Regions from separate parts of the Homo sapiens genome. Here region 2 is linked to region 1. A link is a loop called in an ENCODE intact Hi-C map of the cell type or tissue named here. Cell type or tissue: gastrocnemius medialis. All regions are shown on one strand. Each heading gives the region's core, and the rest is flanking DNA. Links, peaks and the distances in the headings are about the cores only. Region 1 holds the start of LINC01358 (long intergenic non-protein coding RNA 1358). Region 2 has its middle 48 kb from the start of LINC01358.

Region 1 (5,380 bases), core at 130-5,129:
AAACTCCTGAGTTCAAGCAATCCAACTGCTTCGGCCTCCCAAAGTGCTGGGATTACAGGCGTGAGCCACCTTGCCTGGCCTATAGCAGTTTTGGAGATGAGGAAGCTGAGGTTCATGACAAGGCCCATGTCGACAGATCTGAGATCCAAAGCCCTTTTCAAAGCCCAAGTCTCTTACAGGACGAGAGACTGCCACTTACCAAGCACAGTGGATACGTTGATAGAAATATGATGCTTCTACTTTAATCAGACTTTCTGATGTTTCTCTTTTTCCCTTGTCTGTTTTGAAACTGTAGACAAACAGGCATGTGAGTCTCTAATTCCAGAAAGTTTTATTTACTAGCATAATAATAAAAATAATAGCTTCAAAGTATGCTAAGAACTTTGTATACACTATTTCACTTAATCCCCACAACAAGCCTATTAGAAGGATAATTTAATCTCCTTTATACACATAGAAAAATAAAATTCAGGAAGATAAAATACCCTACCTAAGGTCAGTGGTATCAAAACAAGAATCAGAAGATACAAGCAGTAGCTGAATGTAGTGGCTCATGCCTATAATCCTAGCACTTTGGAAGGCTGAGATAGGAGGACTGCTTGAGACCAGAAGTTTGGGACCAGACTGGGCAACATAGTGAAACCCTGTTTCTACAGAAATTAAAAAAAAAAATTATCCAGAGGCATTGATGTGCACCTGTAGTCTTAGCTATTTGGGAGGCTGAGGCAGGAGGATGGCTTGAGCCCAGGAGTTCAGGGCTGCAGTGAGCTATGATTGCACCACTGCACTCCAGCCTGGGTGACAGAGTGAGACCCTGTCTCTAAAGAGAGAGAGAGAAAAAAAAATACAAATGGCTTAATTTGAGAAGTGAGTGATAAAAGACTAAGGAAACCAAGACTCAAACTCACATCTCTTTGCCTAACCACAGTGCTAGAGTAAACACTCCCTAAAGGCAGGCTCTGAACTGGGTACCAAGGATACGAAGACTCATTCCCTGACCTCAGCAAGCTCATGGTCTAGAAAAGGAGGACCCAATTTGGACAGGAAACAAACCAGGCACAAAACAAGGGGAAGAGGAGAATGGAGAAGGAGGCCTATGGGGACATGCTGGGCTCCTGCAACCTTAATGGTGGTAAATATAAAAGGGACTGACCTTCTAGTTTTTCAGTGTAACACCAGAGCTGTAGAGGGAGAAGGGCCACTAGGAGATTCCATTTCAGTGATGTAGCCAGCAGGAAAGCCCCCATAAGTGAGAGCCTGGAGAAGTATCTCCTACCCTGGACTGTGGCAGGAGGGAAAAAGAGCAGTCACTGTAGGGTGAATAGAGTGGTCCTTAGATTTAGTGTTTTACTTCCCCTCCCAGCCTTGAGCCAGCTGCTGTGACTCATGGCTCTTTGGCTGCAGGAAACCCGTTACAACCTAACTTTCTGCCTAGGTCAATTGGTTTTGGTTTCATTTTCTAGTCTGGAGTATGATCATGTTGTCTATTAAACTCAGAAATTTTCTTGACATTTTCAGTTTCATGCAGAATGAAAAAGAAGTGGTCTTGTGACAATGTGATCACCTTGCTGAATGTTCTAGAGCTAACCAGTGGGACAAGGGACAAGGGCTTCCTTATCAGGATGGAGTCTCGGTCTGTGAAGCCAGCAGTCCCAGTATTTGAAAAAAAAGTTGTCTCAGTCAGTGTTCTAGCAAAAAATGGATGGTACACTCAAACTGTGTAACTTGGAGGGAATTTAAGGAAAAGATCATTTACTTAGATGCAAAGGAAACTCTGGGGCTTATAACAGCAGGCAGTCATTACCTTCCCTATCTCTTAAAAGGCAAGAAGAGGGAGCAGTTCCTGGAACAAAAAGACGGGAGTTGTAGGGAGAGGGCTCCCCAAAAAGAGGCTGCCTTCATGAGAAGAAAGCAGCCAAGCCCTAGCAAAATCCTAAAAGGAGGGAGCAGGGAGAATAAATCCCCCATCCTCACTCTCCTGCCACTCCCTGCATCTCTTGCTGGTAACTTGCAAAGGCTGGGCACAATTGGGAGCTAGAAGGCAAGGGAGATCATTGATGGGGCCCATGCAGGTCGGCCTCCTAGGGTGCAGAGGTGGGTACAGAAGGGTAGGGAGATCTGGAGAGCCATGGAAACTCATGTAACATGTAACAATAGTTATGGCTGGTTGACAATAACTATACAAAGAGTGTCGATTGTGGTAGACAACTGCCATTGACTACTCAGGATACATCTGGCCCTTTCAAAGCACTTTTATGAACTAGCTCTTTTGATTCTCACAACAAGCCCTTAAGGTGGGCACTGTCCTGGACCCATTTTCCAGACAGGGAAACCAGGGATGAAAGAGGTTAAGCATTCGCTGGGAAATGAAGGAGTATGAACTCAAACCCAGATGGCTGTGGTTACAGATCCAGTGCTTGTTGTCCACTGGATGGGCCCATCTTACCCAAAATGATAACCGAGGAGCTAGGTCCTCAATCATTGCTGAAGGGTAGGGACATGAGTATGGCCTGGGGAACAAGAGGAAATAGTTCCATAAGCATTGTTTAGCATAAATGAGATCAAACAAACATGCTTCATTTAAAAGATGTTAAAATATCACCCAAGTGGGTGGGGGTGGGGAGACAGAACCAGAGAGAACGAGCGAGAGCGAGCATGCACCAACTGCACGTAGGATACGAGCCAAATGTCTAATTATAGCTGATAAGGCTCCTCCTGATCTGTGCCCTGCCTACTCATCTTTCCCTGTTCCCCGTGGGGCACTGTGTCCCAGCCAAAGGAAACTCTACTTAGTTCTCAAAATAGCCCTAGGTCTTCTGCCTGGGACAGTTCACCCCACCTTGTATTCGCCCACCTCAAATCCTATTTATCTATTGGGTCCTAGTTTTGGCCTTTCTCTTGCCTTTCTTCCTCTCTCCCTCCTTCCTTCCCCTAGCAAACACTTATCGGCATCGGGTGTGTGCAGATATAGTGGTCAGTGTTGCAGACCTGGGTCAATACTGGTCCCTGCCTTTATGGAGTTTCCACGAGGAAATCTTCCCTCCACGCCCAAGTGTAGGCTGGGGAGTCCTCCTTTGTGTTTTTGCGGCCTCTCTTACTCTGTTGTCTATCACCTGGTTTCGTGCCTGTCTCCTCTCTCAGACCATAGACTCATGAGGTTGGGACTCTGTCTGATTCTGTGGGTGTTCATTTCCTATCACTCCTGTAACAAATTACCACAACTTCACAGCCTAAAACAACACAAATTAATAATCTTACAGCTCCAGAGGTAAGAAGCTGGACACAGGTCTCACTGGGCTAAAATCAAGGCAGTGGGAGGCTTTACTGCTTTCTGGAGACTCTAGGGAAGAATCCATTTTCCAGCCTTTTCAACTAGAGGCTGCCTGCATTCCTTGGTTGATGGCCCCTTCCTTCATCTTCAAAGTCAGCCAAGGCTGGTGGGGTCTTTCTCACATCACATTTGGACATTGATTCTTCTGGATGCTGATTCTTTTGCCTCCTTCCTCCACCTTTTAAGGACTCTTGTGATTACATAGGCCCACTCAGATAAAGTCAGCTGATTAGCATCCTTAATTCCATCTGCATCCTTTATTGCCTTTTGCCACATTCCAGGGATTGGGACATGCTAGTAGGTGAGGGCAAAAATGGAATGTCTGAATATGCAGGATATGCATGTGTGTGGAACACATAGAATCTCTATATATGTCAAAGGCATGTGTCCAAGTAACACATGTAAGTATGTTGCATGTCCGCAAGAGCGCATGTGGACGTGTGTGGTTTAGGAGGTATACACTGCCTGATCGCATTAGTTGTGGTCATATGCATGTATGTGTGTTGTGAGGCGGGAGGACCACTTGAAGGAGGAAATATAAACATGCATAGGCTACCAAGTACTATTTTTCTGAGAGTTGTGAAATATTTGTGGTTTTTTCCCCATTATGGACACTTGCACTGCAGAGACCTGGATTTCTACGCTCATATTCACATGTACTGGTGACCACCCTCAGAGTGAAGGCAGCGTCCTCTCTGGGCCAGTAGCTCTTCTAGAAGGGCCTATATGAGTCAGCCTGCAACTCAGACATATTCAGTGCTGCAGGCAATGAAATCAATCAGAGCCTAGTTTCCCATTGTCCTGTGAAGGTAAAAGCCCCTGGCATGGAATCCTATTTAAATCCCCAGCTCATCCGTTAGCTAATTTCACAAATCCAAGAGCAGCAGAGCCTTAAGGATCATCTAACCTGCACCCTTCATTTAACAGATGGATAGGGCTTAAAGAGTGGGAACTTGTGCAGGTTGATGCGACCAACCAGAGCAGAATAGGAGGAGGGACCCCTATTACAGTTAAGATCTTTATGAGCTGACTATTGCTTGAGGTCAGGAATGTTGCATTACATGCTCCTAAAACATTAGGCTTCTGTAGAGCCCCCTGCTCCCCAGGTCCTCATGTCTCTAAGAGATAAAACCCAGAGATGGTGTTTCTAGACACAGCCTCTTCATTCCGGAGAGAAGCTTCTACTCACAATCTCGGTCAGATTTCTCACACAGGGAGCTTGGCTGGACATTCTAAAAACCTCAAGGAATTTTTTCAACCCATCTCTTAAAGCTTAGGCCCAAGCTAGAGCAAAACTGTAGCTTCTTGCTCAGTGTTCTTTGGTTCTGTGCTGGTCCCCTCAGCATTCCCAAGCATACATTCCTCACCCATATATATATAAACCGATGTGTTTATGCAACAATATTTCGGGTTCCTACTGAATATGGCCTCTAATGCTAGGTGTCAGGCACACTGTGGTGAACAAACTGACCTGGATCCTAGCCCTCAAAGGGGTGTATAATCATAGAACTTCCAGGTTACATCCAACTCCAGTCAGCCCCAAAGCTGTTTCACTTTTATTTATTTATTTATTCTTTTTATTTTTTATTTTTTGAGATAGAGTCTCGCTCTATTGCCCAGGCTGGAGTGCAGTGGTGCGATCTTGGCTCACTGCAACCTCCTCCTGCCAGGTTCAAGTGATTCTCCTGCCTCAGCCTCCTGAGTAGCTGGGATTACAGGCATAAGTCACCACACCTGGCCCTGCTGTTTCACTTTTAAACACAAGAGGGGAGAGAGAGAGAGAGAGAGAGAGAGGGAGAGAGAGAGAGAGGTGGACACCTGCATAGGAGTGAGAGTGAAGTGGGCAAAGAGAAAAGAGATCATGACAGCAAGAAAAAGACATCAGAGGCACACAAAGACCCAGAGGGAGACAGTGTGGTGGAAGGCTTGGCTGTAGTTGTGTGCACGCTGCTGTGACATCAGTGAAGCACAGCGGGTGTTCTGTAAATGGTCATGCCCTTCCCTAATAAGGCTGAGAGCAGAAACCATTCATTTATTCTCATGCTCTCA
Region 2 (5,380 bases), core at 149-5,148, 47 kb after region 1:
GAGTTTGGGAATAAAGCATCTGGGTTTAGATACTGGTTCTGCCACTTATCAGGGGGATATGAGATGTGGCCTTTCAGCCAAGCCACTTAGCATCTAAGCTGGAGTTCCTCAGCTCTAAACTTAAGTCTGGACTGGAAGACCAAGCATTAGGCTTCGCTGCTTACTAGCTGTGAGGCAGTGAGGCAGTAACTTAGCTTCTCTGGGCGTCAGCTTCCTCATCTGTAAAATGCATAGCATAATAAAGGCTATTGTGAGAATTAAAGATCATGTATACAAAGTGTCTCACAGAGCGTGGGCCCTCAGTACCTTCTAGGACCAACCCATTGTCCCTCTCCACTCAACGTGGATCAAACTGTCCAAGAAATGCTTCAGAACTCCACATCATTTAGAAAGGTGGTCTGTTAGGAGCCAGACTATGTTCAGAGACTAGTTTGCAAATTCCATCTCTATGAGCTAACTCATTCAAGACTAGCAATGGAGGTGTACAGCTGGGTTCCATGCCCACTCAGTGGGTTGTACAGAGTTCTGTATCACTTTGGACGTTCCACAGAAGAAGTAGGTGTGGATATAACAGGGCAGTTCAACAATGGTGAGGCCTAAATGGACAATGGGACTTCCTATTTATAAAAAGCAGAAATCAGGTCATTCTGAGTCCAGCAATTGGGTGGCTTCCTCCAGGTCAAGATCCCAAGTCTGGGCTTTGGCATACTCAAACAGAAAGAAAAGATGGGTTCCCTCCATTCCTTTCTGGTTTAATTTTATTTTCCTTTGTGTACCTGACTCAAGCAGAGAAAAACACGATGGCATTCAAAAGTTATGTCTATCATTGTTAACATTCTCAGCTGAGACCCAGAGAGGTCAGAGAAGGAACAAATACTTACCAGATGCTCCCTTCTAAAGAGGTAGGCAGATGACATGTGCTGGCAGTAAGGAAAGTAGATACTATCCCTCCCCTCAGAAAGCATAGACTCAAGGGCAAATTCAGGTGAATTGTATGGATGATTCTAAGACATTCTTGTGTTGAGACATTACTGTATCCAGTGGATTTATGTCAGGGCTTGCATTGCCTTCTCGTCTGCAGGAGAGCCGACCCCTTGTCCAGGTGTCCAATCATGCTTCAGGATGTCACAGGGGCTCTGATTAGCTGTTTGGGTGGGGTCCTATCAGGGTGCAAATGATGAAAAGGATCACTTCCTTCTGGGGTCAGGAATTGCATGGATAATTGCATGCACCCTGATAAGACCCCACCTGAACAGCTAATCGGAGCCCCTCTGACACCCTGAAGCATGATTGGACACTTGGACAAGGGTCTGCTCTCCTTCTGAAGACAAGAAGCCAATGCAAGCCCTGATATAAATCCACTGGATACAAAAACGTCTCAACACAAGAATGTGTTAGAATCATCCTTACAATTCACTAGCCTGGGAATAGTGCAAACCAAAACCAGACAAGAACTCTGACCTCAAAGAACATCCACTCTAATGGAGAGAAAAAAAGACATCTGAATGAATGCCCATGGTAATTTAGCATAAATTAAGTGATGTGGAAAAAAAATAAAATGGGAATGAGAATGAATGTTTGTTGGTGGCGGAGGAGGACTGCTTTCCCTAGAGTGTTTAGGGAAAGTCTCTCTGAAGAGGTGACACAGAGTGAGACCTGAATGATGAGAAGCAGGCAACCATGGGGAGATCTGGGGACACTCTGCAGGCAGGAGGAACTGCAAAGGTCCTGGGACAGGCATCAGCTGGTGTATTCAAGAGACAGAAATCAGGCCATCATGGCTAGAATGGAGGGAGCCATGGGGTATATATTTAGTAGAAGACCCAGAAGGGCCCATTCACATGCTTCAGAGAATGTAGCTTTTCCTGTGTGAAGAGGATTTAAGGACAGAATGTGGAATAAGGCAGAGGTTTTACTGTCAGAGTTAAAAGGGTAGCTTTCCTGGGAGAGTCAGCTTGATGTAAAGGGGATATCCCCACTCTGCCTCTTCCCAACTGTGTGAACTTGGGCAAGTGATTTAATCTCTCTGGACCTCACCCTCCTCCTGCATACAGTGGAGATGATGATATCTGCCTCACAGACCAGAAGTGAGACTAGACAATAAGCACTGGCTCATCCCCTTCTCCTGGTAGATAGTTAAAAAAAAAAAAAAATCACCCTGGGGACCATGGGGCATCTGGCATGCTCTTGAAGCTAGTCACTAGCAAGGTTTTGACAACTTATTTCTTAACAAATAGATCATCATCTGTCCATCTCAATGAATGGTATACTGTTCAAGCAGTACCCGTACCTCTTCAGGATCTGCACAGTTAAAACTACTGGGCTGCCCTCAGGTGATGTAGGTCCATCCAAGGACCACACTTTGATTAGCAAGGATTTAGAGCCAAGGGGCTTCCATAGCACAGACAATATTGGATCCACCACCAAAAGGTTACAAATCAACAGTATGCTTTTAGTAGTTTATTACTGAATTCATTAGATAAATAAATGTTCCTACAGTGCCTACTATGCACTAGACATCATTCTGGGAAGTAGGATTTCAGTGGCAAACATTGATCAGGGCTTGTTCTCAAACAACACTTATCCTGTAGCAGACAGCCAATTAAACAAGCAATTAAGATCATCTAAGTGCAGAGCCTGGGGGTGTCCAGTGTGTTAGCTTGAGAACGTCAGGGAAGATCTCCTAGATGAAGTGACACTAAGGTGGAGAGCTGGCCCTGAGGAGGTGTGCAGGCAGAGGGAACAGCATCACCAGGGGCCAAGGCCACCCAGCCAGTCAGAGGCACAACCCTGATTTAAATCAGGTCTCTTATCTAAAGACTTGCTCTTACTAGTATCTTCCATGCTGTATGAATCAAGTCTTGCAAAAGAGCAGCTGCTAGCTGTCCTTCCCCAGCGATGTCAGAGCAGCCACTCCCGACTGGAAAGATATCTGTTCTGAGCAGAGGTCTCGGCATCACCTGACAGGCATGGCCATTACGAAATTTGCCTCCACACCAGACATGTGGCACCACAAACACCATCCAGGCATTGCTTCAAACAACCTTCCTCCCAAAGACTCCTGACTGGGAAATGTGATTGCCCTCTGATTGCTGCTAATAATAGCCTTATTTTTTTTAAGCAACAATGAACTTTGAAACTTGGGTGATGGTAGCTGGTCACATCAGCTTGGGTGAAGTTCATCAGAAAGTAAAAGTCCAGCGACCTAGAAGTTTCCAGGACTCTCTAAGAGGGAAAGATACAGAAATTCACCTGAAACAAGGACCCTCTATGTGGCAGACAGTGTACACGCCTTATTTACATTAAGTAGAGGTGACACAGACCTGGCATGAAACTTCGAATGTAGCTGTGTGACTTTGGGCAAGTCACTTAACATCTATCAATCTCAGTTTCCTCATCTATTAAATGGGAGATGGATTCCTACCTTACCTGTCTTATGTGTGATGATGTTCATAAAATGCTAAGCTCAGTGAGTGGTACATTGTCAGCACTCAGTAAGTGAGGATGGGAAATAGTCTTATTACACCCCAGAGAGGTAAGAACAGATGAGGAGACAGATGCAAAAAGGTTAAGCGATTTCTCTAGTCTCCAAAGCAGGTAAATGATAATTCAGATTTGAAGTCAAGTCTACCTTCAAATCCTAGAATCTTTCTTCAGTTCTTCATGTTCTGTTTCTTTTAGAATTATACCCTTTGCCATCTGACTTTGCTGTGCCTCCCCCTAGAGTGGGCAAATGTGTCTTCCTGTGCAGTGATATTGGGCTTGACCATTGACTTGCCCTGGGCAAAGTTATGGGGGTGGAAACAACAGCATGACAGTTCTGGGCTGAGACCTCAAGAAGCTTGATCTGTTTCTACTTATCTCTTGCTTCTGCTCCTGTCTCATGTCTCATTTACCACCATGAAAAGGGCAAGTCTGAGGTTCTTTCAGCCTGGCCCCCAGAATGAGACAAAAGAAGCAGACTCAAACTGACCCAAAGCCCTGGGCCTGCACCTTGAACCTGAGGTATCCAGCCAACTCTCAGTGAGAAAAATAAATGCTTGTAGTTGTAAGCAACTGAGTTTCGTGTGGTTTGTTACCCAGCATGATGGTGGCAATATCTGACTAATACACTGTCATAAAAAAGTACAGCCTAGCCAGGCCAGCACTGCAAGTATTTATTGAGTACCTGCTGTGTGTGACGGAAGTAAAACAGAATTTAAAATTATTTCTACCCATGAAGATGGTTTTATCATTCTTCCTATCTCTTTTGCCAAACATTGTCATGACATAGAGTGGAAAACCACAAATCTTTATTTTATTTTTTAAAAATGAAATAAATGTTTATATGTATTTATATTGTTGAAGAGAAAAGCATAGCTTCATTAAAAGATAACGAGCAATATTGAGGCACATATTTTCTAGGAACTCAGCAGTGGATATTAGATTAGCCTACTGAGAATTTGTAAGAGTTGGCTAGTCCTTAAGGGATGGGAAGGATTTAAAGAGGCTGGACATAGCCCTCCAGCCAAATCACACAGCTTTCACCTTCAGGTTTATTTGCTGGGGTGGAGAAGAATGTGACAGACCTGAGTTCAAATCTTCAGGCTGCCAGTTTCTAGCTGTGGGACCTTGAGCAAGTCATCCATCCCTGACCTTCAGATGAGCTCCCCTAGGTTTCTTTCCTGTACCTGGAAGGGCCCCCTCCAGACCTTTGTATGCCTGTAAAGTCCTACTTGACTCCTTCTCCCCCAAGAACTAAGGCTTCTCCCTCTTTTGTCCCAGCCACACCGGACTGAAATGATCTGGGCCCAAGGGTCCTCTGGGATTCTTTTCCATGCATGTGTCTTTTTCTCTTTTTTCTTGGAGGAGAACCACAGCTTTATTAATAACACTTTAAAAATTTTTATACACATACAAATGTATAATTCAAATATGACAAATATAAAAATTAGTTAATTCTAGGTGGTGGAACAAATGGTAATTTGTCAAGTTGTCTGTGCTTTGTTTTTAATATTTTTGAAACTACATGTTTACTGTAAAATAAAGCCAACTATTATATTCATTTAGAAAACAATATTCCTCTTCCTCATTCTCTCACCTGATTATCACTTTTGTTTGTTTGTTTGTTGTTTGCTTTAATTTTTTAATTTTTTTATCTTTTAAGTTCTGGGGTATAAGTGCAGGATGTGCAGGTTTGTTGCATAAGTAAATGTGTATCACAGTGGTTTGTGGTACCTATCAACCCTTCACCTAGGTGTTAACCCTAGCATGCATTAGCTCTTTTCTCTAATGCTTTCCCCACTCCCCTCCCCCAACAGGCCCCAGTGTGTGTTGTTCCCCTCCCTGTGTCCATGTGTTCTCATTGTTCAGCTCCCACTTATGAGTGAGAACATGTGGT

Evidence for each region. Hi-C counts contacts between places; a loop is a spot of excess contacts. Peaks named below come from ENCODE experiments on the same cell type or tissue, not always from the same donor. Only the 100,000 strongest peaks of a DNase experiment are listed, where the experiment ranks them.
Region 2: it touches region 1 in a loop (4-fold over the local background); 10 of 110 quality-filtered maps call a loop at or near these places.

Annotation. Positions count from the first base shown.
Region 1 is chr1:59,016,397-59,021,776 of GRCh38, reverse strand. LINC01358 (long intergenic non-protein coding RNA 1358) reads right to left here and starts at 1,301. Exons shown (of 3, transcript NR_110626.2): 1 at 1,154-1,301; 2 at 200-289. RefSeq lists enhancers at 1,430-1,539, 1,570-1,619. In gastrocnemius medialis, for the core only: no CTCF peak of the experiment used is centred there; DNase peaks (open chromatin) are centred at 1,386 and 2,736; H3K4me3 peaks cover 1,163 bases; H3K27ac peaks cover 4,813 bases.
Region 2 is chr1:58,969,430-58,974,809 of GRCh38, reverse strand. No RefSeq gene overlaps it. Among named protein-coding and RNA genes, the nearest start is that of LINC01358, 48 kb to the left of the region's middle. In gastrocnemius medialis, for the core only: no CTCF peak of the experiment used is centred there; a DNase peak (open chromatin) is centred at 2,949; H3K27ac peaks cover 5,000 bases.